Regions from separate parts of the Homo sapiens genome. Here region 1 is linked to region 2. A link is a loop called in an ENCODE intact Hi-C map of the cell type or tissue named here. Cell type or tissue: K562. All regions are shown on one strand.

Evidence for each region. Peaks named below come from ENCODE experiments on the same cell type or tissue, not always from the same donor. Only the 100,000 strongest peaks of a DNase experiment are listed, where the experiment ranks them.
Region 1: a loop joins it to region 2, with 8 times the contacts of the local background. A loop is called at or near these places in 4 of 110 quality-filtered maps.

Annotation. Positions count from the first base shown.
Region 1 is chr2:26,467,722-26,471,721 of GRCh38, reverse strand. OTOF (otoferlin) reads left to right here. Exons shown (of 47, transcript NM_194248.3): 31 at 572-601; 32 at 1,001-1,129; 33 at 3,248-3,314. Among named protein-coding and RNA genes, the nearest start is that of DRC1, 68 kb to the right of the region's middle. In K562, CTCF peaks have their summits at 271 (motif pointing left) and 2,431 (motif pointing right); a DNase peak (open chromatin) is centred at 2,431.
Region 2 is chr2:26,169,579-26,173,578 of GRCh38, reverse strand. It overlaps GAREM2 (GRB2 associated regulator of MAPK1 subtype 2), which reads right to left and starts at 491. Exons shown (of 6, transcript NM_001168241.2): 1 at 247-491. The coding sequence starts at 358. In K562, a CTCF peak has its summit at 1,911 (motif pointing left); DNase peaks (open chromatin) are centred at 118, 478, 908 and 1,918; H3K4me3 peaks cover 1,014 bases.

The DNA.
Region 1 (4,000 bases), 300 kb before region 2:
GGTATGTGTGTATGAGAGACAGAGTGAGCCATCACAGTTTATTATAATCACCTGCTATAATTTTTACTCCAACAAATGACACCATAGGTAATGATTCCTTATGAGATCATCAGTGTCCTTTCCAAAGAGTCCCTGGTTTTCCATCCCAGCCATTCACAAATGACACTTCCCTGGCCTGGGTCAGAGGAGGATTTCCAGGTGGAAGCTCCTTATTCCTCCTGGCTTTGGGCCTAGGACTGTTCATCTGCCAGAGAGAGAACTGCCATCTGGGGGTTGGGTGTGGAAGTGGCGTACAAGCTGTAGACCCTACAGGGAAGGGCAGAACGTGGGCCAGCCTGGAACACAGCCCACTGTTCCTTTGGCCACCCAAAGAAACATCCTCACTCAGACCCTTTGCAGACTCACCAGTCAGAGTGCTCTTATTAATGCAAAGTTGGCCTTGCGGGCACAGGGGCTGCCAGCACACAGTAATTTCCATCTCGGCTCCTCCACACACCCTGTGCTAGGCCACTGCCTGCCACTCCAGGCCCCAGTGGCTGATTCTGCCCCTGTCTCCTTGGTTCCTCTGCAGACTTCTGAAGCTGTTGTCAAGGTGGATGTGGTGAGTGTGGGGGCCATGCAGGGGCTCTGGGGTGAGAGGGTCCTTTATTGGCAATGATGTCAGGCCAAAGGGTCCAGCATCAGGGACAGAGCCAGCCCCAGCCCCCGCATGCTTGGGCCAGCACACCTCCCCTAAGATGCAGTGGAAAAGAGCTGGGTGAGTGCAGGACTCGGTGCCAGTCCTGCTTGGGCGAGTGGATCGCACTGGCAGGTCACAACACTCTGTGGCCTGTGGCACCTTCTCCATAAAATAAGGCCCTGCCCCTTGGACATGGGTGGCCCCACAGAGCCTCATGGAGCCCAAGGCTTCCTGCTGACAGATGGCGGAATGGGTGGAGGCTCTCGGGATTGTCCAGGCAGGAGGAGTCCATGTAGGACTCTGGACCTGGCCAACCTGCAGGCTGAGGAGGAGAAGGAGAAGAAGAAGAAGAAGAAGGGCACTGCGGAGGAGCCAGAGGAGGAGGAGCCAGACGAGAGCATGCTGGACTGGTGGTCCAAGTACTTTGCCTCCATTGACACCATGAAGGAGGTGAGACCTCGGGTAGGGTGAGGGGAGGTGACCCCCTCCACACTCAGACCCTCCTGTCCAGCTTCTTTCCCACGGCCCCCAAGAGCTGGATCCCAACTCCATTCATGTGAGTTTGGGATGGTTTTGTCTCACATCCTTGAAATCCTAGCTCAGAACTCACCTTCCAAGATGATGGTCCCATCTACCTTCCCTGCTTGGTTTTCTTTTGTCCTCATTGACTCATTCCACAAATGCCTCTTGGGTATATGCGATGAGCCAGGCTCCATACTAGGTGCTATGGGAGCCAAAAGATGCCACACCTGCCCTGATGGGCCTCCGGTTTACTGGGCAAAATGGACATGTAAACAGAGACTTAGAGAGGACTATGTGATAACAAAGGCAAATCATGGCTTGGGGGAATCAGGGAAGGCGTCTCAGAGGAGGTGACCTTTGTGGAAAAGGAGAAACATGTTCTCAGAGGCCATAAGGGAACAACTGCTTATCAGTAGTCCTTACGACTCTTCTTCATAATGTTTTATTTTACACATCTTGGTCATCGGCACGTGAATGATTCTTCCCCTATTACACATATGTGGGTTCCATCTGTTTGGCCAGATTGCAAGTTCCAGAAAGCGCATTTCTCTGCTTTCTTGTTTGTGTCCTCTCCACGCTGCCTACCTAGCTCAGGGTGCTCTGACTGGCCACCTGACCAGGAGGGACACATGCCTGCAGTTGTGTTTCCTCAGTGGGGCCAGAGCTGATCCAGCCACATCCTCTCCCAGGCCCTTTCTGTGACCCAAGCTAGGTGTGATATTTATTAGAGCACACATTAAGCTGCTGTAGCAAGTTAGAGTGAAGTGAACAAGACAGCAGTTTATTTCTCACATAACATCTCAGAGAGTGGGGGTTAGGCTGGTATGGTGGCTCAGTGGTGTCAAGGACTAAGATCCTGACCTCTTGTTTGTCACATCTGTAAGGTTGGAGGTGACTCAACATCATGTTCTAATTCAAGTGCACAGGAAGGGTTAAAGAGGAGATGAGGCATATGCTTTTCTTTTTCAGGGCCCAATCCAGAAGCTGCACATATGACTTCCACTCACATTGATCAGAATCTAGTCCCTTAGCTACACTTATCTGCAAAGGAGGCTGGGAAATGTAATCTTTCACAAGGTGGCTGTGTGCTCAGCAAAACTTGTAAAAATAGGAGAACAGATCATTGAGGACAACTGGTAGTCTCGTCTCCCACCATCAAGTTGGCCAGGCTGGAGCTGCAAGAGGCTGCCTGTTGTCGTCTCTACTCCTGCAATTTTCACAGACTGCCACCAGGTGGCGGTGGCGACTTAGTTGAAACCTGGTTTCTAGTTTCTAGTAAGATTTATTCTCGTTTCCAGTAAGATGGGGTGTGCTGAGTGAAAGAAAATATAGTACATTTTCTTACTGTTATACTTTTGTACATTAAAACAATTTATTAATATCACTAAAAGCAACATTAAAATGCACTGTACTTTTTTAAGTAGAAAATGTAAATATTTATTGCAAGGTGTTATTTCTTTTTTTTTTAAATTATACTTTAAGTTCTAGGGTACATGTGCACAATGTGCAGGTTTGTTACATATGTATGCATGTGCCATGTTGGTGTGCTACACCCATTAACTCGTCATTTACAGTGGGTATTGCTCCTAATGCTATCCCTCCCCTCTCCCCCAGCACCACCACAGGCCCCGGTGTGTGATGTTCCCCTCCCTGTGTCCAAGTGTTCTCATTGTTCAGTTCCCTCCCATGAGTGAGAACATGCAGTGTTTGGTTTTCTGTCCTTGTGACAGTTTCTTCAGAATGATGGTTTCTGGCTTCATCCATGTCCCTGCAAAGGACATGAACTCATCCTTTTTTATGGCTGCATAGTATTCCATGGTGTATATGTGCCACAGATGCATAAACCCCTAAGTACCACTAGTCACACTGTACACATTATAAACTTTTTTTAACCCACTTAAGCAGAGCACATGGTGGACTTGAAATGCAGTAGGGAAGATTTTCTACTTCTAGTGCATTAAGACTGGTCTGGGCCCACAATTTGGGGTCAACAGACTCCTCCCCAGGAAACCCACCTTCTGTCCTTTTCATCTCATCTTTTGGCAGCAACTTCGACAACAAGAGCCCTCTGGAATTGACTTGGAGGAGAAGGAGGAAGTGGACAATACCGAGGGTGAGCCCTGGAACCTGGAACTCTGCCTCCTCCTCCCCGCCCCTGGGTGGTCAGCTCTCCTGCCCACCTCATCACCTGCTTCTCTTTTCCCTCCTGCCAGCCCTCCCAGCCTTAGTAGCCAGGGAAGCAGCATCAGTAATCCATGGGCAGTACTGGGCAGGCTAAGGCCCTTGTCCAGGGAGGCTTTTACTCTGACCAGTTCAGCACCCACAGTGATGGGCAGACATTTAGAGCCACAGAACATCAGAGCTAGAAGGGACCTCAGAGCTCATTCCATCCAGCATTTTCCAGACTCTTTTCCATGAAGAAAATTGATGGATGTTCTAGAAGGAACAAATTAGTTTTGGTCAAATTAGTTTAGGAAAAGCTGATTGAAACAGCTTGTTTTGGTGCAGGACTTTTCATACCCTTTACTGTGCAAATGTTATTATACATCTCTAAAAGGAAGACACAGTATAAAATATTTCCCCAGCTTATTGGATCACAGTACCCTTTCTTCTAAAGCATGCCAGCAGCATCTGCACCAGGTGCTCCACTGAATGAGGTTTGGGAAATGCTAATACAGAGTGTTATTATTATGGACAAGAAGAGGGAAGCTAGTGAGGAAAGTGAGTGGGCAAGGAACTGCGCAGCAACAGGCCTCCACCCCCAAACCCATGCTCCTTCCTGCCCCTCTCTTCCAAAGG
Region 2 (4,000 bases):
GGGAAAACTCTGTCCCGGGCCCTGTCCCCGGTGTCTGTGCCTGTGCTTGTCCGCGGGGCCCAGGAGGCGGACCTGGCGGGTGGGCCCCGCGTCTCCCGGGAGGCGCGCCAGGAACCGCTCGGGGCCCACGCCGGGGAGCTGGGAGGGTGCGGGTGCCGCACCCTCCTCACGATCCCTCTGGCCCCTGGCTGGAGAGCCCACCATTTCCCCGCGGACCCCGGTCCCCATCTCCAGCGACCCCGGTACCTGGCCCAAGGCAGGCGAGCGTGGGCAGGCGGCAGCGGCTGACGATGAGGTCGAGCGGGAAGGCGCCCATGCTCCAGCGCAGGCCGGCCAGCCCGGCCGCCAGCTTCTCCATGGCATGGGCGCCCCGGGGCCGCCGTCCCGGGGCCCCGACGGTCAGTCCCGCGCGGCCCAGGCTCTCGCGCCCGCCGCCACCTCCCGGGGCCGCCGCGGCGCTCGCCGCCTGGCAGCCCCGCCGGGCCGCGGGCGTCACGTGGCCGGCCTCCCCGCAGGGCGCCGACCCCGGCCCCGCCCCCGGGCCCCGCCCCCTCCTCCCGGACCCCGGCCCCCTCCTCCCGGACCCCCGCCCCCTGCTCTGTCCGCCCCGACCCGGACTCGCCGCCGGACCCACCCCCGGACCTCCGCCCCCAGCCCTGTCCGCCCTGCCCCGCCCCGGCCCCCTCTCCTCGGACCCCGTCCCCGCGCCCCCTTCTGGGACCCCGGGTCCCCAGCCCCGCGCTCCGTCCGCCCGCCCCTGCCCCCGCTCCCCGGCCCCCACCCGCCGCTGCCGCCAAGCCCCGCCTCCCCTCCCGCCAGCTTCCCCGCGCCCAGGTGACGGCGGGTGATGGAGGACCCCAGGGCGGGCGCCTGGAGGGACAACGAAGTCCCGAGCGGCATCTGCGGAGTCGGCGCGGGGTCGGCCTCCTCCTTCTGGCTGGGTGTGTCCGGGCCCCGCCGCTCCCCCTCGTGCTGGCCTCCCGGAGGCCGCGCCCACCCGCGCCCTGTCCTGCTCCGCCGCCCAAAGCTCGGGTTCTGAATTCTGCTCTTCCAGGACCTTCATCACCTCCGGCTCCGTGGAGCTGGGCGAGGCAGCCTCCTTAACCCCATTTTACTGATGAGCAAACTGAGGGGCAGAGGTCAGGTGGCAGCCAGGACTTCAACCTAGGTTGGACTTCAACCCAGATTTGACTCCAACCCTACTGCCCAAGAGCACCCTACAGCGCCCCACCATAGAGCACCTTCCACGTTCCCAGCGCCCCCTTAGCCGATAGCCCTGTGTCATGTAAACCGGCGCTCCAACCCTTCCACAGCACGCGGTGTGGACTGCGTCCATTCTGCAGATGAGGAGGCCGAGGTTCGAGGGCGTAACCGGTGCTGCGGTCTCCTCTCGGATCATTACAAGAACCGCCTTCCTCCCCCACCGCCACCATCCCTTCTCTCTTTTCCTTCTCTTTTTTTGAGACTGGGTCTCACTCTATCACCCAGCCTGGAGTGCAGTGGCGCGATCTCGGCTCACTGCAACCCCCACCTCCCGGGCTCAAGCGATCCTCCCACCTCAGCCTGCGGAGTAGCTGGGATGACAGGCACCTGCCACCACTCCTGGCTAATTTTTTTGTATTTTTAGTAGAGACGGCGTTTCACCATGTTGGCCAGGCTGGTCTTGAACTCCTGACCTCAAGCGATCCTCCCGACTCGGCCTCCCAAAGTGCTGGACTTACAGGCGTAAGCCACCGCGCCCAGCCTTCGTTCCCTTCTTTTAATTTGCGTTTCCTTTTCTGCTGTCCTCACCTCTTCCTTCCAAGCCCCCTGGACTCCAGCTCGGGGCCTCCCTTTGGGACCCCCTTCCCAGAAGCTTAGATGGCCTCGGCCTCGGCCTCGCCCTCTCTGTGTCTGCGGCGCCCTCTGCAGGTAATTGGGGGATGATGCGGGCCTGGCTGATCTCGCGGAGCCAGCGGGCCTTAGTCCCTAGGCTGCTCCCTCACGGGAGTGTAGTGGCACGATCTCGGCTCACTGCAACCTCCGCCCCGCAGGTTCAAGCAATTCTCCTGCCTCAGCTTCCTGAGTAGCTGGAATTACATATGTAGCTGGGATTACAGACAAGCACCACCATGCCCGGCTAATTTTTCACCTGGCTAATTTTTGTATTTTTAGTAGAGACAGGGTTTCGCCATGTTGGCCAGGCTGGTCTCGAACTCCGAACTCAAGTGATCCACCCGCCTCGATCCATCAGTCCTCAGCCTCGGTACCCCCGGAAGAACCCCACCAAATACAAACAAAACCCTCTCTTCTGAGGTGACTGACACCTGGCATCTTATGGCTCGAACCCCATGAGAAATGGCAGCCGACAAGATGAACACCACTTCTCAGCGAGAAGAGACGTTTTAGATCAGTGGTTCAATCCTCAACTGCTGCAGAGGAAAAAACTGAGACTCCAAGAGCAGAAATGCTTTGCTCTAAGGTCACACGGCAAGAAAGAGGCAGCGCTGCGACCAGAAGGCAGGACCCCCACCTACCAACTTGACCGAGGCCCTTCCCCAGCCTGGCCCAAACCCAGCCCGCTCACCCTGGCCAGGGAGGAGCTGCTCACCCCGGTGACTCAGGCAGCCCAGATGGACTCCGCTCTCCTGAGTCTGTAGGGGTGGGGTGGGTTCTTTCCCAGGGAAGTGGGAAGGTGAAGCCTGGCAGGAGAAGAAAAGAAAATACAGTGAAAATATAGGAGTCTTAAGAAGGGAATGGGCCAGGCGCGGTGGCTCACACCTGTAATCTCAACAGTTTGGCAGGCCAAGGCAGGTGGATCACTTGAGGTCAGGAGTTCGAGACCAGCCTGGCCAACATGGTGAAACCCTGTCTCTACTAAAAATACAAAAATTATCCAGGCAAAAAATTAGCCGGGCATGGTGGTGCTTGTCTGCCACTCCAGGTACATCTGTAATCCCAGCTACTCAGGAAGCTGAGGCAGGAGAATTGCTTGAACCTGGGAGGCGGAGGTTGCAGTGAGCCGAGATCGTGCCACTACACTCCAGCCTGGGTGACAGAGCGAAACTCCATCTCAAAAAAAAAAAAAAAGAAAAGAAGGGAATGGAAGGTCTGAGACAGGAGGGCGAAAAGGCCGGAAGAAGCAAGTGAATGAGAAGGGTGCTGCCTTAGATTCACTTTTCTTCCCCTACCCTGTAGGGTCTCTCTTTAGGGTGACCGTGTGTCATCCTAACTGGGAGACTTTTAAGAGGGAAGCCGGTACTAACCACCTCCCCACCCAGCTAGGACAACAGGTGCAGGTAGCCTGGGCTCCAGACAGCAGGTATAAACTGGCATTGAGCCACGTGGTCACCTTCTCCCTGCGCCCTGGACAGAGACGCCACATCTACGGTGGCTTCTCTTACTCAGCATGGCCGGCTCTCCTCAGCTCCCGACCTCAACTTCCAGCTCTACCCCTTCGCCCCCAAAAGGCGTTCACAGCCACTTCCATTTCCACAATCACACTTGAACCGGGTCCCCTTTTATTTTCTATCCCAGCTGAGGACATCTCCTTTACCCTGGTCTCCCAACCTGGAAATCTTCTCCCTAACCTTTATACCAAACTAGTCACCAAGTGCTGGCAATTCCTCTTCCACCAGGTGTCATGGAGCCCCAGCCTCCTCTTCCCAGGAGCTCCAGTCCCAGCCAGGCTTTCGTTCACAGTTTGGATCTTCTCTCCCCCAGGCAACCTGCCTATTTCACACCCAAAACCTATAACCCTGGATTTCGGCTGAGTTAGGGGCAACACCGCTGTGAGACACCAGGCAGATTCACCTAACTAAATGGACCCACCTCCTCACTGTTGCAGAATATTCCAGAGCCTTTCCAGGGCTTCTTAACTGTTGTCAAGTCTCCAGGGACCTGACACAAGTGTCCAGACACATACATCACTTGATTTGCTGAGGCTCAGGAGTCCTGCAGGAAGGAACTCAGCTTCTCTTGGAGGCAGAAATGTTTAGATCTTTCCTTGGACTGAGATTGC